Linked DNA regions of Homo sapiens: region 2 is linked to region 1. Evidence: chromatin contacts called from ENCODE Hi-C or POLR2A ChIA-PET data. All regions are on one chromosome and are shown on one strand. Each heading gives the region's core, a stretch centred on a gene start or an enhancer-like site at or near the end of the contact. The rest is flanking DNA. Distances are from core to core; before and after follow the strand shown.

Region 1 (7,725 bases), core at 127-2,626:
TCATCCCCCTTTCTCTGTCTCTGTCATCTCCCTGTCTCTCTATCTCTGTGTCCTCCTCCTCTCGTCTCTGTCTCTCTGCCTCTCTCATCTGTATCTCTCTCTGTCTCTGTCATCTCCCTGTCTCTGTCTCTCTCTATCTCTGTGTCCTCCTCTCATTTGTCTCTCTGCCTCTCTCATCTGTATCTCTGTCACTTTCTCTGTCATCTCCCTGTCTCTCTATCCCTCTATCTCTGTGTCCTCCTCTCATCTGTCTCTCTGCCTCTCTCATCTGTAGCTCTCTCTGTCTCTGTCATCTCCCTGTCTCTCTATCCCTCTATCTCTGTGTCCTCCTCTCATCTGTCTCTCTGACTCTCTCATCTTTGTCTCTGTCTCTGTCTCTGTCATCTCCCTGTCTATCTCCGTGTCCTCCTCCTCTCATCTCTGCCTTTCTCATCTCTGTGTCTCTCTCTGTGTTTCTGTCTCTGTCATGCCCCTTTCTCTGTCTGTCATCTCCCTGTCTCTATCTATCTCTGTGTCCTCCTCCTCTCATCTCTGTCTCTCTCATCTGTATCTCTCTCTGTCTCTGTCGTCTCCCTGTCTCTCTATCTCTTTGTCCTCTTCCTCTTGTCTTTCTCTCTGCCTCTCTCATCTGTGTCTCTCTCTGTCTCTGTCTCTGTCATCTCCCTGTCTCTGTCTCTCTCTCTCTGTGTCCTCCTCCTCTCGTCTCTTTCTCTCTGCCTCTTTCATCTGTGTCTCTGTGTCTCTCTGTCATCTCCCTGTCTATCTCTGTGTCCTCCTCCTCTCGTCTCTGTCTCTCTGCCTCTTTCATCTGTGTCTCTCTGTCTCTGTCTCTGTCATCTCCCTGTCTCTGTATCCCTCTATCTCTGTGTCCTCCTCTTCTTGTCTCTGTCTCTCTGCCTCTCTCATCTGTGTCTCTCTCTGTGTCTCTGTCTCTGTCATCTCCCTGTCTCTCTGTGTCTTCCTTCTGTCTTCTCTGTCTCTCTGCCTCTCTCCCCCATCTCTGCCTCTGTCTCCCTCCATGTCCCTGAGCCCCTGCCTGCCTGCCTGGGGTTTCCCCCGCTTCAGGGCAGCGGAAGGAAGGCCAGCAGGACATGCTGTGCTGGGAAAAGCCAGCAGGTCTCCACTTCTCCCTTTCACAGCCTCCTCCCCCGCCCCCACCCTCGGGGCCTTCCGAGCAGGGGTGGCCTGTGCTCCCCAGGGGGCTGGGGCTCCTCCACACCCTAATTCATCTCCCTAGCGGCCCCACGAGCCCCACCAGTGAGTCAGACCTGAAGGAAGTCGGGGAGGGGGCGGGCCTTGACCCTGGGCTGGGCTTTCCCCTGGGCAGGTCCCAAGTCCTCACCTCCCCTCTCAAGTCTCCCACGACGTTCCCACCCACTCCTGAGAGCAGAGCTGGCCGCAGCCATGACCCCGCAGCTTCTCCTGGCCCTTGTCCTCTGGGCCAGCTGCCCGCCCTGCAGTGGAAGGAAAGGTATGTGGGGCCCCTGGGGGACTGGGGGGCCCAGGCAGACGGACATGACACGAGGACTGGCCTCGGATCATGTCTGGGGTGGGAAATCACATCCTCCCGTGCCCAATGGTGGGATGGGGTTACCCTCCCATTGTACAGATGGAGGAACTGAGGCACAGAGAGGCAGAGTGCCACATTGGGGGTGGAAGGATGTCACCTTGTGGGTGATAGGGACTGGCAGTCACAGCTCAGAGGTATCCATAGAGCTACACAGACATAGCTACACAGACATGCGAATTTGAGTCACACTCATTCCTTTGGTTTCTTTTTGGTTTTGTTTTTTGAGACAGAGTCTCACTCTGTCGCCCAGGCTGGAGTACAGTGGCACCATCTCAGCTCACTGAAACCTCCATCTCCTGGGTTCAAGCGAGATTCTCCTCCCTCAGCCTCCCGAGTAGTTGGGATTACAGGTGCCCGCCACCATGCCCGGCTACTTTTTATATTTTTAGTAGAGATAGGGTTTTACCATGTTGGCCAGGGTGGTCTTGAACTCCTGACCTCAGGTGATCCACCCACCTCGGGCTCCCAAAGTGCTGGGATGACAGATGTGAGCCACCGCGCCCGGCCGACATTCATTCATTTTGCACTAGAGAACATCTCCATGTCCTTGAAGACAAAATGGTTACAGCAGGGCATGGTGGCTCATGCCTGTAATTCCAGCACTTTGGGAGGCCAGGGCGTGAGGATCGTGAGGCCAGGAATTCGAGACCAGCCTGGGCAACATAGTGAAACCGGACCCCACCAATCTGTACAAAAAATTAAAAAATTAGCTAGATGTGGTGGCACGTGCCTGTAGTCCCAGCTACTTGGGAGGCTGAGGTGGGAGGATAATTTGAGCCCAGGAATTGGAGGCTGCAGTGAGCTATGATTGTGCCACTGCATTCCAGCCTAGGTGACAGAGTGGGATACCTTGTCTCAAAATAATAATAATAATAATAATTTATAGGCTGGGTTTGGTGGCTCACGCCTGTAATTCCAGCACTTTGGGAGGCCAAGGCAGGTGGATCACCTGAGGTCAGGAGTTTGAGACCAGCCTGGCCAACATGGTGAAACTCCCTCTCTACTAAAAATACAAAAATTAGCCAAGCGTGGCAGTACATGCCTGTAATCCCAGCTACTCGGGAGGCTAAGAATCGCTTGAACCCGGGAGGCGGGGGTGGCAGTGAGCCGAGATCTCGCCACTGCACTCCAGCCTAGGCGACAGAGGGAGACTCCCTCTTTAAAAAAAAAAAACAATTACAAAAGAGAGAACACGGTAAAATCTCTCTCTCTTACCCGAGTTCCTCTCTGTAGATGCTTAAACCTCAGCTTCCCTATCTGGAAAATGGGCTAGTAGTCCTCACCTAGATGGATTGCAGTGGGGATAAAAGATGACAGATGACTTTTGTCCATGTACCTATTTATTCCGAAAGCCTTTATTAGGCACCTACCATGTACCTGGTGCTGGCTGGCAACGTGGCAGGAGCCCAGCGCACGGGAGGGCTATGACAATCTGGGGGTAAACCAGAAGCTCACTCTTTCTGTCTTCCTCCAGGGCCCCCAGCAGCTCTGACACTGCCCCGGGTGCAATGCCGAGCCTCTCGGTACCCGATCGCCGTGGATTGCTCCTGGACCCTGCCGCCTGCTCCAAACTCCACCAGCCCCGTGTCCTTCATTGCCACGTACAGGTCGGAGAGCCTGGAAGGGGGCCTCAGGGACACTGGACTTCCTGGAGAGCCCAGAACTCTGGCCCTGAGAGCCCTGGGGTCAGGAAAACTGGAGACCCCGACATCCTGAACCCCAGGCCTATGGAATTCTAGGGCGGCCCCGTCCAATAGAAATATACTTTCTGGGCCAGGCACAGTGGTGCATGCCTGTAATCCCAGCGCTTTGGGAGGCCGAGGTGGGCAGATTGCTTGAGGTCAGGAGTTTGAGACCAGCTTGGGCAACGTAGTGAGACACTGTCTCTACGAAAAATTTTAAAAATTGGTCAGGTGCAGTGGCTCATGCCTGTAATCCCAGCTACTCCGGAGGCTGAGGCAGGAGAATAGCTTGAACCCAGGAGGCGGAGGTTGCAGTGAGCCAAGATGGCACCATTGCACTCCAGCCTGGGCAACAGAGCAAGACTCCATCTCAAAAAAAAAAAAAAAAAACTACTTCCTGGGTTGGGCACAGTGGCACATGCCTGTAATCCCAGTACTTTGGGAGGCTGATGTGGGAGGATCACTTGAGGTCAGGAGTTTGAGTCCAGCTTGGGCAAAATAGTGAGACCCTGTCTCTAAAAACAATTTTTAAAATTAGCTGGGCATGGCCAGGCGCGGTGGCTCACGCCTGTAATCCCAGCACTTTGGGAGGCCGAGGTGGGCGGATCACAAGGTCAGGAGATGGAGACCACCCTGGCGAACACGGTGAAACCCTGTCTTTACTAAAAATGCAAAAATTTGCCAGGTGTGATGGCACGCGCCTGTAGTCCCAGCTACTCGGGAGGCTGAGGCAGGAGAATTGCTTGACCCAGGAGGTGGACGTTGCAGTGAGCCAATATTGCATCGCTGCACTGCATCCTGGTGATAGAGTGAGACCCCGTCTCAAAAAAAAAAAAAAAAAAAAAAAGAAAAGAAAAGAAAAGAAAAGAAAAGAAAAAATTTCGAAAAAGAAAAAAAAATTAGCTGGGCATGTTGGTACTTGCCTGTAGTCCCAGCTACTCTGGAGGCTGAGGTGGGAGGATCACTTGAGCCCAGGAGTTTGAGACCAGCCTGGGCAACATAGCAATATCCTGTCTGTACTTAAAATCAAAAAAATTAGCTGGATGTAATGGCACACATCTGTAGTCCCAGGTACTTGGGAGGCCGAGGTGGGAGGATCACTTGAGCCCAGAAGTTCAAGACCAGCCTGGGCAACATACTGAGACCCCCCCCCATCTGTAGAAAAAAAATTTAAAATTAGCCAAGAGTGGTGATGCGTGCCTGTAGTCCCAACCGCTCTGGAGGCTGAGACAGGGAAGATCCCTTGAGCCAGGAGTTCAAGGCTATAATGAGCTAGGATCATGCCACTGCACTCCAGCCTGGGCGCCAGAGGGAGACCCTGTCATGAATGAATGAATGAATGAAGGGATGAATTAATGAATGAATGAAGGAATGAATTAATGAATGAATGAAGGAATGAATTAATGAATGAATGAACGGATGAATGAATGAATGAATGGATGGATGAATGAATGAATGCTGACATCCCAGAAACCTTTAGAATCCCGGACCCTAGCATCTAGCTTGGGTTGTAATCCCCGACCTGAACCATCAGGGGCACCGTGATGTTGGGGCCCATGCCCTGCCCCCGGGGGGTGGCACGGCCACCACCAGGACCCCACCCCGGGATCCCCATCCGCTGCCCCCTCCTGTTCCTGCCTCTCCTTGGGGTCCCGGGTCAGGCCCGGCAGTAGGAGGTGCTGAGGCCACAGGCACTCCCTGAGGCGCTCAGCGAGCCCCACCCTGTGCAGGCTCGGCATGGCTGCCCGGGGCCACAGCTGGCCCTGCCTGCAGCAGACGCCAACGTCCACCAGCTGCACCATCACGGATGTCCAGCTGTTCTCCATGGCTCCCTACGTGCTCAATGTCACCGCCGTCCACCCCTGGGGCTCCAGCAGCAGCTTCGTGCCTTTCATAACAGAGCACATCAGTGAGTGGGGGCGGCAGTGGGGGCGGGGGCGGGGCTGCCGTCTCCTTCCAGCTCCCCCCACCCCACCTCCCACCTGTCCTCCAGTCCTGCGGCTGCACCTTCACACTTAAGCAAAAATCTGACCCCTTCTTCCCCCTCCTCTACCAGTACGTGGAGCACCCCCATCATTGACAGCCCAGTCCCCTCCATCCTGAGCCCTGGCCTCCACAGTCTGTCCTTCCCACAGCAGCCACCAGAGGGCGCCTGAGAGCACCTGAGTCAGGGCACGTCCCTCTGCCTACAGCCCTCCATGGCTCCCACCTGCCTTGGGGTCAAAGCCCAAGTCCTTCCTACTGCCCACCAAACCCTGGACAACCTGCCCTGTCTCCTCCATGCCCTCCCCTCCTCCCTGTCTCCCCCTTGCTCACTCTGCTGTGGCCACATGTGATTCCTTGATGTTCAACATGCCAGGAATAGTTCTGCCCCAGGGCCTTTGCATGGGCGGTGCCCTCTACCTGGAACACCTTCCCCCAAATGTCCCCATGACTTATTCCCTCACCTCCTTCGGGTCTCTGTGCATACATCACCTCCTCAGTAAGACCTCTCCTGAGTAGATTATTAAAAATTGCAAGCTCTGGCTAGGCTCAGTGGCTCACACTTGTAATCCCAGCACTTTGGGAGGCTGAGGCAGGCCGATCACCTGAGGTCAGGAGTTTGAGACCAGTCCTGGCCAACATGGTGAAACCCTGCCTCTACTAAAAATACAAGAATTAGCTGGGCATAGTGGCAGGTGCCTGTAATCCCAGCTACTCAGGGGGCTGAGGCACGAGAATCACTTGAACCCAGGAGGTGGAGGTTGCCGTGAGCTGAGATTGTGCCACTGCATTCCAGCCTGGGCGAGAGAGCGAGACTCTATCTCAAAAAACAAAACAAAACAAAACAAAAATTGCGGCCACTGCCATTCCTGCACTCCCCAGCTTTCTTCCCTATTCTGTGTGACCTATGGATTTGTTTATTTCCTGTCTTCCCCCTGATGGATTGTGAGTTCCATGAGGACAGGGGTAGGTCAGTTAAGGTCACTGTTTTGTCCCCTCTGTGGCAGCCCCAGGCACACAGTTTCTCAATAAATATTTGTTGGTTGAGCCAGGCATGGTGGCTCACAACTACTCGGGAGGCTGAGGCAGGAGAATCGCCTGAACCTGGGAGGCAGAGGTTGTAGTGAGCTGAGATCACGCCGCTGTACTCCAGCCTGGGTGACAGAGTGAGACTCCGTTTCAAAACAAACAAAATATATACATAATATGTTGGTTGAATGAATGAGTGAATGAATGAATGACTGGACTTACTGTCCCCTGACCCTGCTTCCTGCTTGTCCGTCAGTCAAGCCCGACCCTCCAGAAGGCGTGCGCCTAAGCCCCCTCGCTGAGCGCCAGCTACAGGTGCAGTGGGAGCCTCCCGGGTCCTGGCCCTTCCCAGAGATCTTCTCACTGAAGTACTGGATCCGTTACAAGCGTCAGGGAGCTGCGCGCTTCCACCGGGTGAGGAGGATGAGGGGGAGGCTGGAAAGGGTGGTGCCTGGCAGAGGGAATGGTTTTTACCAAGACTAGCAGGTGTGCTGGGCTCTTGCACATAGCTTGCGATTCCGGGTGCATTGAATAAGAGCAGTCCAGCAATCTGATTCCTAGGCCTCTACCGAAAAGGATGGAAAGCAGGGACTTGCACAAGCTGTCGCACACCCGTTTTTGTTGTTATTGTTTTGAGACAGAGTCTCGCTCTGTCGCCCAGGCAGTGACACAATCTCGGCTCACTGCAAACTCCGCCTCCCAGGTTCAAGCGATGCTCCTGCCTCAGCCTCTGGAGTAGCTGGGATTACGGGCACGTGCCACTATGCCCGGCTAATTTTTGTATTTTTAGTAGAGATGGGGTTTCATCATGTTGGCCAGGCTGGTCTCGAACTTCTGATCTCAGGTGATCTGCCTGCCTCGGACTCCCAAAGTGCTGGGATTACAGGCGTGAGCCACCGAATTGTTCACTTTATTGATTGATTGATTGAAACAAGGTCTAGCTCTGTCACCCAGGCTGGAGTGCAGTGGCGCGATCTTGGCTCGCTGAAACCTCCGCCTCCCAGGTTCAAGTGATTCTCCTGCCTCAGCCTCCTGAATAGCTGGGACTACAGGCGCCCACCACGCCCGGCTAATTTCTGTATTTTCAGTAGAGATGGGATTTTGCCATGTTGCCCAGGCTGGTCTCAAACTACGGAGCTTAGGTGATCCACCTGCCTGGGCCTCCCAAAGTGTTGGGACTACAGGTGTGAGGACTTCATCTGGCCAGAATTAGCCATTTTAAAGTGAACAATTCTGGCTGGGCAGGGTGGCTCACACCTGTAATCCCAGCACTTTGAGAGGCCAAGTTGGGAGGATTGCTTGAGTCCAGGAGTTGGAGACCAGCCTGGGTAACATAGTGAGACTCCCATCTCTACAAAAAATTTAAACATTAGTTGGGTGTGGTGACACACACCTGTACCCCCAGTTACAAGAGGCTGAGGTGGGAGGATCACTTGGGCCTGGAAGATTGAGGCTGCAGTG
Region 2 (7,517 bases), core at 3,988-6,487, 2.3 Mb after region 1:
TATCTACCTATGACCTGGAAGACCCTTCCCTGTTTCCAGTTGTCCCTCCTTTCCAGACCGAACCAATGTTCATCTTGCATATGTTGATCTCATGTCTCCCTAAAATGTATAAAACCAAGCTGTGCTCTGACCACCCTTGGGCACATGTCATCAGGATCTCCTGAGACTGTGTCACATATACGTGTTCTCAACCTTGGCAAAATAAACTTTCTAAATTAACTGATGGCCGGGCACAGTGGCTCACGCCTGTAATCCCAGCACTTTGGGAGGCTGAGGCGGGTGAATCACCTGAGGTCAGGGGTTAGAGACCAGCCTGGCCAACATGGCGAAACCTCATCTCTACTAAAAATACAAAAATTAGCCAGGTGTGGTGGCACATGCCTGTAATCCCATCTACTCAGGAGGCTGAGGCAGGAGAATTGCTTGAATTCAAGAGGCGGAGGTTGCAGTGAGCTGAGATCGCACCACTGCACTCTAGCCTGGGGAATAGAGTGAGACTCCGTCTCAAAAAAAAAAGAAAAGTAAAAAATAAAAAACTAAATTCACTGAGACCCGCCTCTGATATTTGGGGTTCACATGGACATGAATCATCTCTCCCAGGCTGATCTGCAGGGCTCTGTAACTGCCCAGTGGGTTCACTTTGTCCCCTGCCCAGATAGAATGGATGTATCAAGACAGGAGAATTGCAACAAAGAGTTTAATTCATGCAGAGCTGGATGAACGGGAGACTGGAGTTTTATTTTAATTAATTAATTAATTAATGTATTTATCCATCTATCTTGAGTTAAGTTCTTGCTCTGTTGCCCAGGCTGGAGTGCAGTGGCAGGATGATAAGTTACTGCAGACTCCAACTCCCTGGCTCAAGTGATCCTCCCACCTCAGCCTCCTAGGTAGCGTGTGTGGCTTATGTCTGTGGTCCCGCTACTCTGGAGGCTGAGGCATGAGAATCACTTGAACCCAGGAGGTGGAGGTTGCAGCGAGCCGAGATTGTGCTACTGCACTCCAGCCTGAGTGAGACTCCTTTTTTTTTTTTTAAATAAAAAAAAGAGAGAGAGAGAGAGCAGATGGGTGCAGTGGCTCACGCCTGTAATCCCAGCACTTTGGGAGGCCGAGGTGGGCGGTTCAGAAGGTCAGGAGATCGAGACCATCCTAGCTAACACGGTGAAACCCCCTCTCTACTAAAAATAAAAATACAAAAAAAAAAAAAAAATTAGCCGGGCATGGCGGCATGCGCCTGTAGTCCCAGCTGCTGGGGAGGCCGAGGCAGGAGAATGGCATGAACCCGGGAGGCGGAGCTGGCAGTGAGCCCAGATGGCACCACTGCACTCCAGCCTGGGTGATAGAGAGAGATTCCGTCTCAAAAAAAAAAAAAAAAAAAGACACACACACACACACACACACACACACACACACACACACACACACACAATGAGATACACACAGATACATAGCCCTAGAATCAGACCCCAGGACAGACATAGCCAGACTATTTTCATTTTTTTATTTTTTTAGTATTTATTGATCATTTTTGGGTGTTTCTCGGAGAGGGGGATTTGGCAGGGTCATAGGACAATAGTGGAGGGAAGGTCAGCAGATAAACATGTGAACAAAGGTCTCTGGTTTTCCTAGGCAGAGGACCCTGCGGCCTTCCGCAGTGTTTGTGTCCCTGGGTATTTGAGATTAGGGAGTGGTGACGACTCTTAAGGAGCATGCTGCCTTCAAGCATCTGTTTAACAAAGCACATCTTGCACCGCCCTTAATCCATTTAACCCTGAGTGGACACAGCACATGTTTCAGAGAGCACGGGGTTGGGGGTAAGGTTATAGATTAACAGCATCCCAAGGCAGAAAAATTTTTCTTAGTACAGAACAAAATGGAGTCTCCTAAGACATAGCCAGACTATTATACATGGTTATAAACACAACACACGTCGGGCGTGGTGGCTCACGACTGTAATCCCAGCACTTTGGGAGGCCAAGGTGAGTGGATCACCTGAGGTCAGGAGTTCGAGACCAGCCTGGCCAACATGGTGAAACCCTGTCTCTACTAAAAATACAAAAATTAGCCGGGGGTGGTGGTGTGCGCCTGTGATCCCAGCTACTCGGGAGGCGGAGGCAGGAGAATCACTTAAACCCAGGAAGCGGAGGTTGCAGTGAGCCAAGATTGTGCCATTGCACTCCAGCCTGGGTGACAGAGCAAGACTCTGTCTCCATAAAAAACCCCAAAAAACAAAAAACACAATACAGACTTGGGTACACACATACTACATACATGCAATCAAACATACACAGAGATATGCAATGTATCTGCACAGCCCTACAGACAGACCTGGAGACACAACTCAAAAAAAAAAAAAAAAAAAAAAGCCAGCGCACAGACCCAGGGAGCTGACAACACACGGGCATACACGCTGGGTGCTTTGGACACAAAAGCCACACCGTAGGGAGTTTTTTCTCTCATTCACTCAAACACACATTGACCCAGACGCCCCCACACAAGGACACACACGGATGGACATACACACGACCGCAGTCCACAAGCCAGGGCAGACTGCCATCCCCCAAGTCCAGCGACCCTCAGATAAAGACAGACAAGCAGACTGACCCCAACATAGTCCCTTGAATTTCAGGCTGGGGGTGCTCAAGGCTGGTATGGAGGGGCTCACCCAGCATCAGATAGAAAAAGTCAGAAGCATCCAACATTTTTTTTTTGAGACAGAGTCTCGCTCTGTTGCCCAGGCTGGAATGCAGTGGCACCATCTCGGCTCACTGCAACCTCCACCTCCTGCGTTCAAGCAATTCTCCTGCCTCCAGAGTAGTTGGGATTACAGGTGCTGGCCACCATGCCTGACTAATTTTTTCACATTTTTAGTACAGACGAGGTTTTACCATGTTGGCCAGGCTGGTCTCGAACTCCTGACCTCAGGCGATCTGCCTGCCTCAGCCTCCCAGAATGCTGGGATTACAGGTGTGAGCCACTGCGCCCGGCCTTTTTTCTTTTTTTTTTTGAGATGGATTTTCACTTTTGCTGCCCAGGCTGGTGTACAATGGCGTGATCTTGGCTCACTGCAACCTCTGCCTCCCGGGTTCAAGCGATTCTTCTGCCTCAGCCTCCTGAGTAGCTGGGATTACAGGCATGTGCCACCACGGCCAGCTAACTTTTTTGTAGTTCTAGTAGAGACAGTTTTCACCACGTTAGCCAGGCTGGTCTGGAACTCCTGACCTCAGGTGATCCACCCGCCTCGGCCTCCAAAAGTGCTTGGATTACAGGCGTGAGCCACTGTGTCCAGCCGCATCCAACATCTTGGTGGTGCCGGAGTTCTGGTGACAGTGGAGTGGCTGGGGGGCATCCTGTGCCAGTCCCCAGGCCACTGGTGCTGAGAAAGGATTCCTGCTGGGGTGGGGCCATCACCCCACGTGGTGACCTTTTCCACGTCAGGGGAGCAGAGGGCTTTGGGATGGGTTCACCCACTCAGACCAGGCCTCATGGAGGAAGGGTGGGGTGGAGAAACCAAGGCCTCCGTAGCTCCTGTTAGTGATTTAAGACACAGCCCCCACCCCACACCAGGGGCGTGGCAGGTCTGGGGTGGGGTCTTGGTGGATGTACATGCGGATTATGGGTGAGGGCAGAGCCTGCATGTTTGGAGGGCAGAACGAATGGGGCAAGGCCTAAAGGAATCAAAGGGCGGCTGCAAGTCCCAGCGAAATTGGTGAGGGATGAGCATGGCTTGAAAACCTGGAGTGGGAAGAGGGTGCAGGACTCCGGAAGGGCAGAACCCAGAAAAGGGGCTAGGGGTTGAGACAGGACAAACCCTCAAAGGGGGAGAGGTGCCGAGCCTGAGGAGAGGGTGGTATGGACTAAGAAAAGCAGAAAAGTGCCAGGCGCGGTGGCTCACACCTGTAATCCCACAACTTTGGGAGGCCAAGGTGAGTGAATCACCTGAGGTCAGGAGTTCGAGACCAGCCTGACCAACATGGTGAAACCCTGTCCTTACTAATAATACAATAAAAAAAAAAAATTAGACGGGCGTGGTGGTGCATGTCTGTAATCCCAGCTACTCGGGAGCCTGAGGCAGGAGGATCACTTGAACCCGGGAGTCGGAGGTTGCAGTGAGCCGAGATCGCACCATTGCACTGCAGCCTGGACGACAAGAGCAAAACTCCGTCTCCAAAAAAAAAAAAAAAAAAAAAAGCAGAAAACAGAGTGGGGCACGAAGAGTCTCCAGGCCCTATTCCCAGGTCACTAATGATTGGGAAATGGGCGGGGCCTGGGAGAATGACAGGGAGGTGTGAGGGACTGAGGAGTGGGCAGGGTCTGGGAGGCTGATAACAGGGGAAGTGGGCGGGGCCTGGAGATAATATTGGGAGGAACTGTGGCGTGGGAAGGGCCTGGAGCGGACAGCAGGGGAAGTGGGCGGGGCCTGGGGAGAATGACAGGGAAGTGGGAGGGACTAAGGAGTTAGCAAGGGCTGGGAGACAAATAACTATGAAGTGGGCGGAGTCTAGGGAGAATGACCGTGGGGTAGGGGAACTGAGGAGTGGGCTGGGCCTGGGAGTCTGCTGGGGAAGCGGACGGTCCTCGAGAGAATGACAGGAAAGTGGGAAGGACTGAGGAGTGGGCAGAGCCTGAGAGGCAAACGGATGGGTACGAGGGCGGGGCCTGGGGAGAAGCTAGGGAGGTGGGAGGCGGATGACAGCGGAATGGGGCTTCGGTAGACTGACAGGATCAGTCGTGGAAGGGGCGGGCCCATCTTTCTCTTGAACCCGCGAGCCAAAGCCACGTTGGTGCTGGTGATCATCCAGGCTGAGCGCTGGGCATTCCCAGTCTCGGGCGATTTCTTGGCGTTACTTCCAGGCTGAGAGCCATGACTAGGCGAGCTTCGGCCGTGGGACCGAAGACCTCCCACCCTCAGCACTCTAACCTCCCCGACCCTGCCCTCGCTGTGCCTCGTTGGGAATCCGCCTCCGGGGTCTTCCGCGGTCCAGGAGCCGCACCTGCCGGGTGGAGACGCGGGGCTGGCTGGGGTGCGGGAGTAGGAGGTCTTCGGTCCAACCGCCTCCAACCCATTCCTGCTTCCGACGTTCTGTTCCCGCGCTTAATGCCCTGCCCGATCCAGTTCCGGCCTCCCATCTCCCCTTCCCGCGTCTCCACGCTCTTTCCTTCCCCGGTTCTGCCGTGAATGCTCCCAAGTCCTAGAGCACCGGAACTCCCCGCGCGCCTTGGCTCCTGGGCCCCAGCTCCGTGCAGTCCTGGACTGGGGCTCCAGGTCCACCAGGGGGCGCCCGCTGCCCAAGCTGGGTATCGCTGCGGAGAAAAGGGGCCCAGAGTGATTGTTCCTCAGGGGAGGGAGGGGGAGGTCCCCAGAGGGAAGGGCCTGAGTTTCCTCTTGGGGGATGGATCCTAGGTGGTCTGAGGGGTGAGTCCTGGGTTCCCTGGCGGGAGTGGATCTTGGGTGGTCCTCTGTGGGTACAGGGTGGAACTTGGGTGTTCTGAGGGGTAGTCCCTGGGGACTCCTCTGGGAGCGGGGCAGACCTTGGATGGTCGTAGGATTGGACCTGGACCTCTGTGTGTGTGATTGTGCATGCCCATAACGTGTGTTCTTGCGTTATGTCTATGACTAGCCATGGTGCCTGCCATGTATGTGTATCTACGATTGTGTCTTTGGGTGTCTGTCTCAGTGTGTAACCGTGTACGTGTGTGTTGTGTACCTCCATGTCTGTTTTGGTATGTGTGTGATGGTGTGTCTGTGTTGGTGTGTTCTAGTCTCGGTGTGTTTGGTTATATGCCCTGAATATATGTCTCTTGTGTCCTTGTGTGTGTCTGTTGCTAGCTTTTTTTTTTTTTTTGAGGCAGAATCTTACTCTGTCATCCAGGCTGGAGTACAGCGGCGCCATCTTGGCTCACTGCAACCTCTGCCTCCCGGGTTCAAGCGAGTCTCCCATCTCAGCCTCCTTAGTAGCTGGGACTACAGGCACTCACCACCACGCCCGGCTATTTTTTTTTTTTTTTTTTTTTTGTATTTTTGGTAGAGACAGGGTTTCACCATGTTGGCCAGGTTGGTCTCGGACTCCTGACCTCAAGTGATCTGACTGCCTTGGCATCCCAAGGTGCTGGGATTACAGGCGTGAGACACTGCACCCGGTCTGTGGCTAGCTTTGATGGTTGTTGTGTATCTATGATTGTGTGTCCAGGTGTGTGTGTGTGTGTGTGATTGTGTGTATGTCTGCATGGTGTGTCTGTATGTCTGTCTTGTTTTGTGTGATTGTATATGTCCAGAATGGGTGTGCCCTTTGTGTTCTGGTGTCTGTGTGTGTCTACTTGTGTCCCTCCCCCAGGGGAGTTGGAAAGTCCTTTCCAGGTAGTTACCCTGCTGGGATTCCCTTTCCAAAGCGGGTTGACTTCCCAGCACCGTGAGCTGCCTCTTCATGCTCTTGGAAGGGGTCGCTGGGTCTGCCCCAAGTCTGCCTGGGTCTTCCCCAACCCTGACTCCTCCTTCCACTGCCCTCAACAGGGAAACACCATTTCCTGCCTTTGATGTCACTAGGTACAAAAAGTTTCCTTCCTCCAAGTGGCTCTGGCCACTGGTTTCTTTCTGCGTGTGTGAAAGCTGGCCACGATTCTGTGCTTAATGTTAAAACAAAAAGAATAAAACAAAGCAAACAAAACGAACCCATGGAAAATGCAAGCATGCAAAATCATACACCATGAAACATCCACATCTTCTCACCCCAATACCCTCAATTTTTGCACATCTTTCTGAAATGTTTTATACAAACCTATTTCTGCTCTGAAACCCAAAGCGTGCATTCTGCACATAGCAGCCTGCACCTTGCTTTCGTTTCTTTTTTTCCTCACTTGGTTATTCTTTTAAAGGTTTTTTTTTGTTCCCCCGAGACAGAATCTCACTCTGTTGCCTAGGCTGGAGTGCAGTGGCATGATGATCTCGGCTCACTGCAGCCTCTGCCTCCTGGGTTCAAGTGATTCTCCTGCCTCAGCCTCCTGAGTAGCTGGGATTACAGGCATGCGCCACCACACCTGACTAATTTTTGTATTTTTAGTCGAGATGGGGTTTCCCCATGTTGGCCAGGCTGGTTTCGAACTCCTGACCTCGTGATCCACCTGCCTGGACCTCCCAAAGTGCAGGGATTACAGGCGTGAGCCACCATGCCCAGCCTCTTTTTTTTTTTTTTTTTTTTTGAGATGGAGTCTCACTCTGTTGTCAGGCTGGAGGGCAGTGGTGTGATCTCGGCTCACTGCAACCTCCACCTCCCCGGTTTAAGCGATTCTCCTGCCGCAGCCTCCCGAGTAGCTGGGACTACAGGGGCCCGACACCACGCCCAGCTAATTTTTGTATTTTTAGTGGAGACGGGGTTTCATTATGTTGGCCAGGATGGTCTCGATCTCTTGACTTCGTATCTGCCCGCCCCCGCCTCCCAAAGTGCTGGGATTACAGGTGTGAAGCACCGCACCCGGCCGCCTAGCCCCCTTTAAAGGTTTTGTAAACCATCTGCCCAAAA

Evidence for each region. A loop is a pair of places that touch in the nucleus more often than their neighbours do. ChIA-PET counts read pairs that join two places held with the same protein, here RNA polymerase II (POLR2A). Pooled maps may share reads with other maps.
Region 2: a loop to region 1 is called in a pooled map, with 3 times the contacts of the local background. The contact joins the enhancer-like site here to the promoter of EBI3 in region 1. A Hi-C loop is called at or near these places in 1 of 50 pooled maps. POLR2A ChIA-PET finds 5 or more read pairs at or near these places in 2 of 52 experiments (GM12878 and activated B cell).

What each region holds. Positions count from the first base shown.
Region 1 is chr19:4,228,147-4,235,871 of GRCh38, forward strand. EBI3 (Epstein-Barr virus induced 3) reads left to right here and starts at 1,377. Exons shown (of 5, transcript NM_005755.3): 1 at 1,377-1,471; 2 at 3,045-3,177; 3 at 4,983-5,161; 4 at 6,521-6,678. The coding sequence starts at 1,405. RefSeq lists enhancers at 1,597-1,686, 2,650-3,151.
Region 2 is chr19:6,511,779-6,519,295 of GRCh38, forward strand. No RefSeq gene overlaps it. Among named protein-coding and RNA genes, the nearest start is that of TUBB4A, 13 kb to the left of the region's middle. RefSeq lists enhancers at 4,354-4,894, 6,236-6,285, 6,336-6,465 and a silencer at 4,756-4,925. Within about 2 kb of position 5,238, at least 32 of the 41 ENCODE cell types and tissues checked have a DNase peak (open chromatin) inside an H3K27ac peak, as active enhancers do; they include GM12878, where a contact is called at or near this core.